Linked DNA regions of Homo sapiens: regions 1, 3, 4 and 5 are each linked to region 2. Evidence: chromatin contacts called from ENCODE Hi-C or POLR2A ChIA-PET data. All regions are on one chromosome and are shown on one strand. Each heading gives the region's core, a stretch centred on a gene start or an enhancer-like site at or near the end of the contact. The rest is flanking DNA. Distances are from core to core; before and after follow the strand shown. Region 1 holds the start of SAMD4A (sterile alpha motif domain containing 4A). Region 2 holds the start of FBXO34 (F-box protein 34). Region 3 has its middle 11 kb from the start of LINC00520. Region 4 holds the start of CDKN3 (cyclin dependent kinase inhibitor 3). Region 5 holds the start of CGRRF1 (cell growth regulator with ring finger domain 1).

What was found. A loop is a pair of places that touch in the nucleus more often than their neighbours do. ChIA-PET counts read pairs that join two places held with the same protein, here RNA polymerase II (POLR2A). Pooled maps may share reads with other maps.
Region 1: a loop to region 2 is called in a map of naive thymus-derived CD4-positive, alpha-beta T cell, with 13 times the contacts of the local background. The contact joins the promoter of SAMD4A here to the promoter of FBXO34 in region 2. A Hi-C loop is called at or near these places in 2 of 168 maps with a recorded cell type or tissue (head of caudate nucleus and naive thymus-derived CD4-positive, alpha-beta T cell), 4 of 37 single-sample maps with no recorded cell type and 11 of 50 pooled maps. POLR2A ChIA-PET finds 5 or more read pairs at or near these places in 2 of 52 experiments (OCI-LY7 and SK-N-SH).
Region 3: a loop to region 2 is called in a map of naive thymus-derived CD4-positive, alpha-beta T cell, with 6 times the contacts of the local background. The contact joins the enhancer-like site here to the promoter of FBXO34 in region 2. A Hi-C loop is called at or near these places in 1 of 168 maps with a recorded cell type or tissue (naive thymus-derived CD4-positive, alpha-beta T cell) and 5 of 50 pooled maps. POLR2A ChIA-PET finds 5 or more read pairs at or near these places in 1 of 52 experiments (activated T-cell).
Region 4: a map of CD8-positive, alpha-beta T cell shows a loop between it and region 2 (11-fold over the local background). The contact joins the promoter of CDKN3 here to the promoter of FBXO34 in region 2. A Hi-C loop is called at or near these places in 3 of 168 maps with a recorded cell type or tissue (CD4-positive, alpha-beta T cell, CD8-positive, alpha-beta T cell and naive thymus-derived CD4-positive, alpha-beta T cell) and 9 of 50 pooled maps. POLR2A ChIA-PET finds 5 or more read pairs at or near these places in 1 of 52 experiments (activated naive CD4-positive, alpha-beta T cell).
Region 5: a loop to region 2 is called in a map of CD4-positive, alpha-beta T cell, with 6 times the contacts of the local background. The contact joins the promoter of CGRRF1 here to the promoter of FBXO34 in region 2. A Hi-C loop is called at or near these places in 1 of 168 maps with a recorded cell type or tissue (CD4-positive, alpha-beta T cell) and 7 of 50 pooled maps. POLR2A ChIA-PET finds 5 or more read pairs at or near these places in 1 of 52 experiments (activated T-cell).

The regions. Positions count from the first base shown.
Region 1 is chr14:54,565,758-54,568,457 of GRCh38, forward strand. SAMD4A (sterile alpha motif domain containing 4A) reads left to right here and starts at 1,371. Exons shown (of 13, transcript NM_015589.6): 1 at 1,371-1,581; 2 at 1,739-2,355. The coding sequence starts at 2,160. RefSeq lists silencers at 153-282, 843-892, 1,013-1,202, 2,043-2,102, 2,343-2,402.
Region 2 is chr14:55,269,948-55,272,691 of GRCh38, forward strand. It overlaps FBXO34 (F-box protein 34), which reads left to right and starts at 1,474. Exons shown (of 2, transcript NM_017943.4): 1 at 1,474-1,590. FBXO34-AS1 (FBXO34 antisense RNA 1) reads right to left here and starts at 2,131. Exons shown (of 2, transcript NR_184222.1): 1 at 1,935-2,131. RefSeq lists a silencer at 1,526-2,025.
Region 3 is chr14:55,805,953-55,808,652 of GRCh38, forward strand. No RefSeq gene overlaps it. Among named protein-coding and RNA genes, the nearest start is that of LINC00520, 11 kb to the left of the region's middle. Within about 2 kb of position 1,304, at least 17 of the 41 ENCODE cell types and tissues checked have a DNase peak (open chromatin) inside an H3K27ac peak, as active enhancers do.
Region 4 is chr14:54,395,604-54,398,303 of GRCh38, forward strand. CDKN3 (cyclin dependent kinase inhibitor 3) reads left to right here and starts at 1,404. Exons shown (of 8, transcript NM_005192.4): 1 at 1,404-1,474. The coding sequence starts at 1,466.
Region 5 is chr14:54,508,550-54,511,249 of GRCh38, forward strand. CGRRF1 (cell growth regulator with ring finger domain 1) reads left to right here and starts at 1,357. Exons shown (of 6, transcript NM_006568.3): 1 at 1,357-1,514. The coding sequence starts at 1,411. RefSeq lists silencers at 1,018-1,447, 1,247-1,432 and an enhancer at 1,608-1,837.

The DNA.
Region 1 (2,700 bases), core at 121-2,620, 700 kb before region 2:
GTGGCTTGAGTGTCCCGACCCCTCCAGAACACGCAGGCGGCCGCAGGAAGAAATTCACCCGGACCCGTCCTCTTCCCCGAACTTCTTCGTTCCTCTCGGAGGTTCCTTCTACCCGACCCCTCTGCGCCACCAGCTCCTCCCACTCCGCTCCCCTCCCCTTTTTCTGGTCCCCACTTAGGAATCCGTCCCCCCGCCCTGCGCCGGGTCCGGGGTTCCTCCCCCCGGCTCCCCCCGCGTGCCGTCGCCGCCGCCCGGGTTCCTCTCCCCCCGCTCGGGCGCTCCCTGCCAAGCCCATGATGTAATGGTGTATGTTAATCAGTAGCATGTGGGGAGCTCCGGCTCGGGCGGCTCAGTCCTCCGCGAGCCGACACTGGAGGCAGCAGCAGCGGCGGCTGCAGCGGCCCCGACTCGAAGCACCGCACTCTCCCCGCGCCGCCCGCCCCGACGGCATGGCCCGCGGCCGGCGCTCCGGGCGCCCCCAACCCCGCTGAGAGCCGCCGCGGCCCCGGACCCGCGCAAGGGCCCCCGAGCCGCCGGGATGAGCCGCGCCGAGGTGAGCGCTCCCTCCCTACGGCCCTCGGCGGGGGACCCGCGGGTCACTGGGGGTCCCCTCCCCGGGGGCTTCCCCCTCCGCCCGAGAAGTTCTGGGAGCCGGAAGCAGCGTGTTGTTGGAAGCTAGCGGCTCCTTGAAGGCTGAGTCGCTGGGTTCTCCTCCCCGCCGGCGGCGGCCACGAGAACCGGGATGGGACTGGGGGAACCCCCGCAGCCGAACTTTCTTTGCTGTCGTTGGGGGGCGTGTGCCTGCGGCGCCGATCCGCATTCCCCGCGGGGCCGCCCCGCTGGCCGAAGGGAGCAGCGCTGCGGACCCCGGCCGTCCCCTCGCGGGGCGTGTGCCCAGCGCTGTGCCGCCCTCGGCCTGCGACGCGCGGGCGAGGCTCCGGGCCGGACAGACCAGCCCGTAGGCGGCGGCGGCAGGATGCCTGCCACACACGCGCGCACACACACACGCACACGCGCGCGCACAGTGACCGCTCCGGCCGGAGCAGGCCCAGGGAGACCTCCCGGGTGGGCTGGTGCGGCGCGGCGCGGGGGAGCCGGGGCTCTGGGTTGCGCCGCCGCCCGCTGGGCGCGGAGCTTTGGGTGGAGAGAGTTTATTTTTGTCTCGAGCTGCTGCCGCGGCTGCTCACGGCCTAAATCCAGAGGGGCGCCTGGCGGTGGAGATGCTGGCTGTTGCTGTAGATGGAGCTGCAGCCGCTCGGCTGCTTCTCTGGGAGGAGGAGGAGGAGTAAGAGGAGGAGGAAGGAACTCGGGCTGCCGCTGCCTCCGCCTCTGCTTTGCATTAGCTCCCACCCCCACCCCCGCGCCCCTTCGCAGCCGCATTGCAAGTTTTCTGCGCGGGGAAGATCTGTTGCTGGTGCTGGCGTTCTTAAGCACGGCGCCCGAGGCCACCCCAGGCGGGCCGTGAGGGGAGCACCAGCCGTTGGCAGCGGCAGCAACAGGAAGCCGCGGGGTCTCCTCCCGCACCTGGGAAGCAGGCTTCTCGCTGTTACCCGGTGGGGAATAGCCCATCTCCCACATCGGGTGCGGAGGGGGCGGAGGGGGCGGCTGGATTTCGGCGAACCCAACCTTCCGCGGGACGCCCCCTCCCCTGGCCCCAGCACCCTCTGATGCCCTCGTCCCCCCAGGGCGCGCTCCTCCGCTAGCCGAGGTCTCACTGCAGCTCTTTCTCTCCTTCCAGTGGTGATCGCCGCTCGGGAATGCGGGCGTGAAGGGTCCGAGTTGCCGCCCAGCGGGGAGGAGACCCCAGGACGCCGGAAATCACCATCCCAAAGCTGCAAGAAGGGGGGAGAAAGCATTCTTCATTCAGTTGTGTGCCTTGTGGGGGATTTTTAAAAAGTCGTTTTTTTTTTTAAAGAAACATTTCCGTGCTACTGTCTGTCATCGTCTCTGGGGAAATCAGCCAGAACCACCGGAACGTAACTGAAACCAGACAAGAGAGGCAGGAGCCCAGGCAGTACCTGCAGCGTCCGGGCACCAGAGCCACCTTGGAACAGGAACGCGTCTCCGGCCGCGGGGCTGCGGCTCCGCCAAACTTTGGGGCGGGCGGGGCGGGCTGGGGCGCCCAGGGGGCTCTGTAGACCGAGGGCGGCCCCCTAACCATGATGTTTCGCGACCAGGTCGGGGTGCTGGCGGGCTGGTTTAAGGGCTGGAACGAGTGCGAGCAGACTGTTGCGCTGCTGTCGCTGCTCAAGCGCGTGAGCCAGACCCAGGCCCGCTTCCTCCAGCTCTGCCTGGAGCACTCGCTGGCCGACTGCGCCGAGCTGCACGTCCTCGAACGCGAGGCCAACAGCCCCGGTAAGTGTGCGGCGGCCGCCGCCGCCGTCCCGCCTGCCCAACCCCCGCTCCTCCCTCCGCTTCTCTGCCTCGGGCCAGGCCGAGGCCAGTCCCTGCCAGCCGCGCCGGGACCTGGACGGCGTGGCCCCGAGGCCCTCGGAATCCACCCCCTCCGGGTGTCCCCCCACTACCGCCCCCCACCTACTTACCTCCGCCGGCCGCTTTGGGATTTTGCCCACTGTGAACTCCGTCAGCCCTTTCCGTGTGGTAGCTACGGTAGCATGAATGATTGATTTTTCTCTCATGCAGTTTCCTGGGAAATAAGTAAGTCAGGTCACGTAGAGTCTGGATTTTCTGGGTGTGTGT
Region 2 (2,744 bases), core at 224-2,723:
CTAACTATGACATAAAGAAGCTTCAAATGATCATGATATATTGAGCTAATATTGCTCACATATTAAATCAGACATACAGTTTGATGCCACGGTGTACCATATAACACCCTTCCTTAATTTTTTTTTTCCTTTTTGAGATGTGAGCCACCGTGCCTGGACTTCCCCTCTCCAATTTTTATTAAAAATATGTATATAGATAAAGGTCTAGATGGAGATACTGAGTGGTTATTTCTTGGTGATGAGATTATGGGAAATATTTTTATTTTGTTTTTACGTTTTAATATTTAAGATTTTACACATATATTTTACAACAGTAGTTTTATAATTGGACAAAATTATTTTTGTTAAGGACTGGCTAAAATCAAAGTTGCTGGTTTAAGTGTAACTTGGTACAACCTTTTAAAAATCATTTGGCAGTTTGTATTAGTAACTGTGAAAGTGTTGATAGTCTTTTTCACCTAGTAATTTCACTTTTGGGTATCTTTAAAAATCTACATTCATGAAGATGTTCTATGATTTCTTTATAATGGCAAAAAGTGAATGAAGGAAACAAGTTATGTCCAAAAATAGAGAATTACTGCAGTAAATTTTATGTCCACTTAATGTAATTTTATGCAGCTGTTAAACTGGTTATGAAGCTTATGTGGAAATATGAGGAATGCTTATAAAAGTGAAAAGAGGATGCAAAATCGCGTACAACTACTATTACAGTGTAGTAAAATATATGTGATGGGGCAAAAGGTCTAGAAGAAAATACATTGTCCTCATGTTTTTCAATGTGGTTAATATTATTTTCACAATGAAAACAATAATAAGCTTAAAGATTGGGAATCAAAAGTTCCTCACTGGCCCTCTGATTTGAATATAAAGTGTTAAAAATTTATATCCATCATTAACCAGCCCTTAAGCTTCTACAGACTTTAACAGTTTCGTGTCAGCCTCAACGTTTATCTACTTTCTGACCGGTATCCCTGCCATGATTTTCATAGGAAAGAGAGTCAGAAGGGACCTTTCCAATTTTGTCATTTTACAAATTGAAACTCTGAACCCCAGCCTTCCAAGCTAGCAGCAGAACCAGTATGAGGATCCAGGTCTACTAGGTTATCTAATAGTATCTGAGACCATTTACAGCTTCAGGTCCACCCACGAATATTCATAAACTTGACATGTCTGCTGATTGAACCCTGGCGTCACTACCCTTCTTGGCTGGCCTGGGAGGTTTGATTCCTTTCCCTACAGTCGTGCTCAAACTTTCATTCTCTACCACTTGGGGGCCGCAGACGCGTCATCCAGGTCTCCCTTTTCACTTCCCCCTTCCCGCCCCCAGTGTCCGGCAGGGGGCGCCGTGAAACTCTGGATCCGTGGCCCCTCCCCCGGCCAACCGTCGATTGGGCCGGCGCGTGACGTCACTCCGTTTTAGCCAAACAAATGGGTTTCGGGGCGAGCGTTGGGCGCCGCCGCGCCGCGCTGGGTGCTCGGTCCGACTCAGCGGTGGGGAGTGAGCCAGGCCTCCCGCCACCGCTGCTGCCGCCACCACTGCGTCGGGCTGGTGCAGCCCCGGGCCAGGCCGCGGCCGGGGCAGGAGCGCAGGTGGGTCCGGGCCGAGGTGGGGCGTGGCGCGAGGGCCGCGCGACTGGGGTCCGGCGGCGGCCACCGTGGCCGCTCCCCGCCCCCTACCGCCGCCTGCCTGCGCTCCCGGGGCGCGGGGCGGGTGGGGGTGGGGGCGGGGGCGCCGCCCGCGGGTCCGGGGTAGGGACCCGGCCGCCTGCGCCTCCTCCGGTGCGGCTCTTTCCGCGCGCACGGCCCGGGCGCTGAGCGTCCCCGCGGGCCACGGAGGGTCGGGCGGGTAGGGAGCGGGGTCCTGGGTCCCCGCTGAAGCCGAGGAGATTCACGGATAGGCCGTGAGCTTGCACCGGACCGGCGCTCCCACTTACGGGACCCAGGGCGGTGAGGAAGTCAGCCTCTGGACTGGGGTCGCCTCGCCCCTGTCGCGCCCTCCCGGGCTCGGCCACTCTGCCCTTCCCTGCCCCAGCGCAGGTGAGCTGGCGCTTGTCCTTAACCTTCTTCAACGACGAGGCGGGACGGAGGCTCGGACGCCTCCCCAGCCTCTGGGCTGGCGCAAGTCGACTGCGGTTCGTCCTCAGTCCACGATGAAGTCATAGGGCTGTGGGTCCGTGTGTCTGTGACGTCAGAAGATGGGTCCTGGGATGTCACTGCAGGCCCGGGCGGGGACCTGGGCTCACGGAAGGGCCGGGGGGACCCGCAGGGTAGAAAAAGGAAGTTGTCTTCCACGAACGCTTGGAATCGCAGTGGATTTGAATCGAAAGTTGTTCGGTATCAGCATTTTGCAATTTTAATGTAATAGTTGTCAATTTCTTTAACTTCTTGTCCAGCAAGCGTTGCGAGTACAGCTCAGTATAAGACATTTGATTTAGAAAAACTTAAGTCAGGGTAGGAGGTTTTTTGGAGGGTGTAATGTAAAAAGCCTTTTAGGAAGCTAAATTCGTAGTTTGATAGTTTGCAATCAGAATTACTGAAAAAAAAGAGAACCACTTCTAGTGTTGATAAATCAGTTTGCTTTTTTTTTTTTTTTTTAACTGGACATCTATCTGCTTGTTAGCATTTTTTGTTAGAAAATGGCCAGGAGGAGGGAGAGTGGATCTTACATGATTTTTTTTTTCTGTTGTAAAGGGAGGGAGGAGTTTGAATTAATCCAACATTTGTCTTAAATAATAATTACCTGA
Region 3 (2,700 bases), core at 54-2,553, 540 kb after region 2:
TAAGATAAGAAGCTGAGACACAAATGTTAACTTTCCCAAGATCACACTAGTAAGGAGTCGGGCCAGTATGTTTTTAACAAATGTTAATTCGGTACCTTCTATGTGGTATGAACCCCAAATATCAGAGAGAGGTCTCAGTTAATTTAGGAAGTTTATTTTGCCAAAGGACGCATGCCCATGACACAGCCTCAGGAGGTCCTAATGACATGTGCTCAAGGTGGTTGGGGCACAGCTTGGTTTTATACATTTTAGGGAGATGTAAGACATCAATCGATATATGTAAGAAGTACATTGGTTCTGTCCAGAAAGGTGAGACAACTCAAAGCGGGGAGGGGGCTTCCAGGACATAGGTAGGTAAGAGACAAATGGTTGCATTCTTTTGAGGTTCTGATTAGCCTCTTGAAAGGAGGCAGTCAGATTTGCATTTATCTTGGTGAGAAGAGGAATGACTTTGAGTTCTGTCTGTCCTTTGTACACAAGGAAATTCCTTGTGAGGAAGGTATGTAGGTTTTTTTAAAAAATTATTTTATTTTGTTTTATTTTATTATTATTTTTTAATTTAGTAGCTTTTTCAGGAACAGAATGTGAGGTAGGTTTGCCCTAAGCAGTTCCCAGCTTGACTTTTCCCTTTGGCTTAGTGGTTTTGGAATCCCAAGATTTATTGTCCTTTCACAGTGCAAGGCATTTATTCTAGGTGAACAAGACAGGCTCCCCCTCTAGCAGGTAAGGTCAGGTAAAAATCCAAGAGGCAAACCTAGGAGCAAACTCTAAGATTGTGATTAGTACCATGCAGATAATTAAAGGACTGAAGTGCTGGAGCTGCTCAGTGGCCCTTTTCACCTAGGGGATCAGAGAAGGAAGGCTTTTTAGGAAAGGTGACATTGACACTGCAGTCTTAGGTCAAGAAGCCAGCCTCTGAAGATGCTGGGGAAGAGAATTTCTGCAAACAGTTGCTGCAGACAACATAGCTGAGGCAAGGACAGAAAGGAGAGGGAGAGACTCCATGAGAAGAGGGAAGGGAGACGGGGCCCTTCCAGTGACTCCCATGTCACATTTTTCATGTGCCTTTCAAAACTGAAAGGGGCCCTGAGGCTCTCCTGTAGAAATTAGGACAGGCGGGTAGGTCTTGTGGTTAACAATGTGACGAGGACCAGGGCTCCCAGGGTGGGACCTGGTTCACACCCAGCCTGCTCCTGGGCTTGGCACTCTGAGCTCATCTGGGAGGCCAGGCTGTGCTTCAGCGTAGGAGTTACCCAGAGGTGTGGTCAGAGGGCTTTGTATCAGGCCCACGTTATCTCCACTCTTGGCAGGACAAGGTCTGCACAGCCGTCTCTGGGCTTGGTGCCAGCATCTCTCATTGAAAAACAGTGGCACTGATTGTAATGATGTTTTGCAAAGGAAACAAGAGAGAGAACGTGACGTGGGCTGAGATGATAGCTCACCACATTTCAGGCCCGGGCGAGTTCCGGTAGCAAAGGTTCGAACTCCTCCCTGAGAGTGTTTCCAGGAAACCCCAGGGTGTGAAACTATAGTGCCAGATGTTCTAGTAAAACGAAAACTTCCCAGAACAAATAATAACAATAACAGAAGGGTAAATTAGTCTCGTAGATATGAGAGAGAGTGAGCGAGCTCCAACACTGTAACTAGCAGGCACCTGAGTGGTTCTGGACAAATTCCATATGCCACATGTCTTGTTTCCTTCTATCCTCTAACCCTTCTCCTCTCTGTGATTTATGGGACCAGCCCGTCTGAACTGCTGAGAAAGCGATCTCAAAGAGGCAAGCAGCTGGCAAAAGGGGATGTGCAGCCTCCCACAAACAACACATTTCACACATTAAAAAAGACACTCCTGATGGCATGTGTAGACCACATGGTCAAGGCAAAGCTCGCCATCTAGGTCCTGAGCTATAGCTCTGTGCTATGGAAGGTGGCGTATGTGGCACACTATGCCAGCAATATCCCAAGGTGCTTGAATGGAACAGCTCTCCCAAACAGACAGAGTTGTGTGAGTTGCTTTGCAGAACAAATGCCTGAGAAAAGGGGGATACATGTGAGGGCTGAGGACTGTGAAGAGCTGTTAAGCAAACATCATCTACGTTAGGTGCTTTAAAAGTAGGTCAGGAAATTTTCATGTTCATGCCAATTCCACTGTAAACCTGGATTTCCTTAATGCCTAAGTCTTAAGATGTTCTGATAAAATCATTGCAATCTGGGCAAAGGTGAGGGTTTCACTGGGATGGACTCTCCTAGTTTCCTTGTGTTTGGTGATGGGAAGAACAATGAATGTGTCACAGATGTGCATGGGATCAAGTAGGGACTCTGTGCACAATGGTGTGTGTTGTTCCCTGCACAAAGATGTTTGGCCAAGGGGATGAAAGTGGGACTGAAACCCCTAGCCAGCATCCTTGGCAAAGTTATTTTCTCTGGTATGGGTCTGTCAGTCCAAGGAAGGGACACATTTTAAAAATTGGTTCTTCTAGCAGGATACTGTTTCTAATTCCCACAAAGATGATATTTTATGAATTCTTTTCATGAAGAAAAATACTTTCCATACCACTTTTCTATGATATGAATCTCTTCCTTCACTCCCCACCAGTTTTTTTTTTTAATTATTATACTTTAAGTTCTAGGGTACATGTGCACAATGTAAAGGTTTGTTACATATGTATGCATGTGCCATGTTGGTGTGTTGCACCCATT
Region 4 (2,700 bases), core at 154-2,653, 870 kb before region 2:
GAAGTACAGCCTTTCCTGAGTCTCCAGCGCACTGGCCTCCCCCCATCAGATTTTGGACTCTCCAAGCTTCCACAAGCACAGGAGCCAATTCCTTAAAATAAATCTGTTTCTATATCCATATATACACATCCTATTCATTCTTTATCTCTGGGCAACCATGACTAGCTAATACAGTCTCTAAATCAAACTGTGGTACCTTCTTTACTAAGGAATTCCTTCTAATAGCTCTATACCCATTGGCTTTCACAACATGAATCAGGGGTTGAAATTTCTGCATATTTTTCTCAGATCTGCTCCAGGCGACTTCCTTTCCCATGGCTAGTTAAATGGGGACTGGAGAAGGCGGAGAAATACTCACATTTTTAAAAGATTACAGCTAATTATGTAGACACACTGGCCCTTAGACCTATCTTACCTGGCATTTTATAATTTCCCTTTCACACAATATAATTTAATTCATATTTGGGGGACAGGAATATTGATCTACACTGTAACTTGTCTAGTTTCTGGAACGATAAACTAAAACTTCAAGCATATAAAATATGTTTATACTCTAAATTTTTAGTTTTTTCCCTAGTATTTGTATGTCTAGATATAATTACAAAGTCTATGTGATGTTTTTCATGTGACGATCCAATACAGTGCTTCCCTGAGCCCTTAAAAAATAAAAAATAAAAATACAACTTAAAGAAACAAAAACTCCCTACCGTAGCCGCTACAAGGGAGGCTAAGGCGGGAGGATTGCTTGAGGACAGGAGTTCGAGGCCAGCCTGGGCAACATAGTAAGACTTCCGTCACAAACACAAAAACTCCCAACCCGGGTTCGAGACCAGCCTGACCAACATGGAGAAACCCCGTCTCTACAAAAAATACAAAAATTAGTCAGGCTTGGTGGCACATCCTTGTAATCCCAGCTACTCGGGAGGGTGAGGCGGAGACTCGCTTGAATCCGGGAGGCGGAGGTGGCGGTGAGCCGAGATCGCGCCATTGCACTCCAGCCTGGGCAACAAGAGCGAACTCCGTCTCAAGAAAAAAAAAAAAATCACCTCCCAACCGTATGGACCACGCTGACATCCTGCCATCAAGAAGCAAAGCTTTCCAGCGTCCCCCAAGCGCTAGGGCCGCCTTCTGACTCTTCCGCCCCGCCTCCGCCCCCTGCACTCTCCCAACTGGCGGGAGGAGGGCGCCCTCCCAGCCAATCAACGTCCCACAGGGCCCGCCTCCCGCGCGTCTTTCAAAGGTCTTCTAGGAACCAGTCAGCGATTAGAGGCCGAGTCTTCGGCCACCCAAAGGCGGAGTAAGAAACCAGAAGCGGATCTGATTGGTTGCTGGAAGACGCCGCGCCCACCTCACAGAAGGACGAACCAGTGAGCTAAGCTGCGGGGCGCGGGCTCGGCCGGGGCACCGGTGAGTCGCCGGCGCTGCAGAGGGAGGCGGCACTGGTCTCGACGTGGGGCGGCCAGCGATGAAGCCGGTGAGTCGGACGTGCTGGGGTTTGGAGGAGCGAGGCGGCAGGGACGCAAGCGGTCCCGGGGACCCGATCCTGGGCCGGAGGGCAGCCCTAGCCTGGTAGCAGTGCGACTGGCGCCGTAACCGTTCTGCGGGTCGGGGAGGTGACTCGCACGGGCCCAGCACGGGCACGAGAGACGAAGGAGCAGGGTCGGTGGCCGACGAAGGAAAGACGGACATTCGCTGTGCACCTGCTGTGGGCTGTCACCTGTCCCCTGCGGGGTCTCATAAGCCTCCCAGCCGCCCAGCCAAAGAGGGCCGAGCCTCGTTGTACCGAGGAAACCGAGCCGAAGAGCTTGAGTGTCAGCGATGAGTGGGCGCGATACCCCAGCCCCGAAGGGTGGCCGGGCGCTACCTGCGCCCACAGGGCCTGGGGAAACCTTGAGTACGAATGCCACGCCGCGGCTTGTGGGCGACACCACCGCTGTCACCATGCCCCAGGGCCACCTGGCAATGCTGCTCTTTTCCCGTGACGTTCAGAATCACAGGGCCTGGGGAAGCAGAAACGTCCAGCTCTGTTAGGATTAATAAACCTGGTGAATGGGCCACACAAATTTGAAATATGAATCATCAAAGTTGCTTTAAAGAAAAAACAGATGCAGGCAAGGAGCTGAAGATCCCCCACCTAACCCATATTTCCTACTGCCCGGCTTGACAACCTACTGGAAGCCTTTCCTTTGGGTGCAGTTGATTATAATACTTCAGATAGAGCCAAAGCAACAGAAATCCATAGCCTAGGGCCGGGTGGTGTCTCGCGCCTGTAATCCCAACACTTTGGGAGGCCAAGGCGGGCGGATCACTTGAGGCCAGGAGTTGGAGACAAGCCTAGCCAACACGGTGAAACCCCGTCTCTACTAAAAATACAAACATTAGCTGAGCGTGGTAGTGCACGCCTGTAGTCCCAGCTACTCGGGAGGCTGAGCCACGCAAATAGCTTGAACCCAAGAGGCAGAGGTTGCAGTGAGCGGATATCACGCCACTGCCCTCCAGCCTGGGCGACAGAGCAAAACCCTATCTCAAGATAAAAGAAAGAAAGAAAAAAAAGTCCGTAGCCTAAATTAGCCGTCCTGTGATCTTCTAGTACCAAGACCGTTGTAGAATATAGCTTCAGAGCTAGAAAGAGCATTAGGTGCTTACAATTGCTAATCCCTATGTTGCCATGTGGAGGGACATCAGCTGTCCTTCACTCCT
Region 5 (2,700 bases), core at 107-2,606, 760 kb before region 2:
AGTTCCACCTCTAGTAATTTATCCTAAGGAAATACTTTAGCTGTAGGGATGTTCATTGCAGTGTTATTTATAGCAATGAAAAATTCTCCAACAGTTGAGGGCTGATTAAAGTATATATTTTCACAAATCAGATATATAGTAATTAAAAATTGTGTTGTAGAAGCAAGCTTCTCAAACAGTGCTGCTCCAGAGACTACGTGCTCATTTGCCAAGGAATATGTGAGGCCATAGGACAAACTTAGTTCATCTTTCTCAACACGAATTTTACTGGTGATTTAGGAGTGTGACAGAGGCTACTAGTTAACTATCCCAATGTCCATTCTCTTTCCTCCTCAGTAACAAAACTCTTGATTTGTACCAGGGTGTGTTGCTGCTCACGAATAATAAGACTACATATCCCCATTCTCTGATGTGGCTAGATGTGGCTTTAGGAGTAAATGCAAACCAACGAGGTGTCAATGAACTGTTATGAAAGACTTTCAGGGAGGCCACCTTGATGGAGCTGACTCACAGGGTTGAGACAAGGGAGTGACCATTTAGCTACTTTCAGTAATTTTTAAAAAGCTTCTGTGTGATTTAAAAAGTTTTTTAAAAATTATTCTTAAAGTGGAAACAAATACAGTTTCAAATGTTTGGCTAATTCTAATTTGAGGAGTACAAGAAGAGGAGAAAAGGAGGGGGATGTGGGAGGAAGCGGATGCTTTATTTCTAAGAGAATCTTGGATAAGCAATGCTGATTTTCCTCTATGATTAAGTCCAATCTGAAAAGGCTGACAAGTCTCGTATAAATTGCTTGTGGTAGAGACTCCTTTTTTTGTGTTTTCACTGTGCTTATGGTTATTTCATTTTGTAGAATCCAAGATGCCCGCCCTCCTCCTCCTCCTCCTCCACCCTCTCCCAAATTTGCCTAAGATATAATAGGCAGGGTTTCAGGATTTAGAAACGATGCACGTAGATTTCAGACTGCGCCTCTCTCTGACATCAGAAAACCTACATTGCCTAAGGCTGGCACAGAGTTGGCCCCAAAGTCTACTTAGAATTTGCCGGCGGAACAGCAATGACCACTGGGCCACAGCGCTTAAGACGCCCGCTGGGTACCAATCCTGGGAGTCGGGGGCGGTGCGAGTCGGGCCCCCCCCATCCCAGGTCTGCGTAGCCAATAGCTCGGGACGGGAGCGGGAGGGGCGTGGCGTGTCCGGCAGGGGGCGCCGTGATTGGCACGCCAGCTCCCGCTGTCCGCGAGGCTGCCCTAAAGTCTAGCTCATGAGAACCCCAGGCAAGTGCGGACCTACAAAGTTTGTCCGCTCCGGGGCACTGTAGTGGCTTTTACCCTGGCCGGGCGGGCGGGGCTCAGCCGGGCTGGGCTGGGCTCCGCGGCTGGAGCCGGGCTCTACCCAGAGCAAGACCCTGATGGCTGCGGTGTTTCTGGTAACGCTTTATGAATACTCGCCGCTTTTCTACATCGCGGTGGTCTTTACCTGCTTCATCGTGACCACCGGCCTGGTATTGGGATGGTAAGTGTCCCAGGGGTGAGAGACGAAGGGGCGGATACCGCCAGAGTGGGGTCGCGACGAGCAGCAGGGGGCACCGGAGCCGGAGGGCCGCGGGCCGGAGGACGTCGGGGATTCGGTGTCCCCGGGTGCCTAGAACTCCGACTTTCTCTGGGAGGAAAACAAGGTGGACGCTGCACCTGCGTCACTGCCCTGCATCACCGTTTGGTCCGTGTCGCTGGGGCATCTTGGGGTGGTACCGCATTGGGGTGTTTTACTCAGCTTTGTTTCTAGGCGATAAAGCAGCCAGGAAGGGCTTGGGCTTGGGCTTGGTGTTGGGAGAAAGTGCTTCTCTAGTAGGCTTCTGTCCCGGATTCGGGCCTACTGTGTGTCCTGGATGAGTTAGTCACCTGTGCTACAGTGCACAGACTGGACAGTAAGCGAGGTTAACAGTTGTGATTCTGACCTGAATGGAGCCCTTAGCCTCAGATCTTTCAGAGTAACTTGTAACTGAACTGTTACCGTTTGAGAATTTAATGGTTTCTGTATACATTCCACACCTTTTGAAGTAATATTTAGTCGATAGAATTGTAAAATCATAATTTTAGAGCTGGAAGAGACCTTAGAAATATGTAACACCGAGGGTAGGACAGTTGCCTATTGGAGACAAGGAGAATGGTCTGTTAGATAACCGCTGAGCAATTCTTCTAGCCTAGAGGTTCAATTTCTCTCTTGAGGAGATGCTATTGTATCATGTTTAGACAAGCCTTGTAAATAACGAGTTGAAACCGTGTAACTAGCCCACAACAGTTTTTCTAGGCTGCAGCCTCCAAAATCCCTTTGAGATGATAATAGTTACAAAAAGATCAAACAGCAGTTCTAAGTGGATAACAGCCATGGTCTGAAGAGGTCAGAGGGGACTCTGTTGAAGAGGGACATGAGCTGGATTTTGGAGAATGAGCATTTTGAAAAATAAATGGAGTTAAATGTATATAGTAGGGAAGAAAAAGCATCTCAGAGAAGACAGCATGAGCATAGGGGCAGAGAACATGTTAGTGAATAAAGAAGGCTACGTAAAACGAGTTTTAAAATAGCCTTTGGTCACATATATGTGATTGCCTTAAAGAACACGGGCCCTTGTCGGTTTCTGAAAATATATGCCATCTTTAGGAAGTGACAAAAGTTTTAACCTGTCCACACTGCTCCTCAC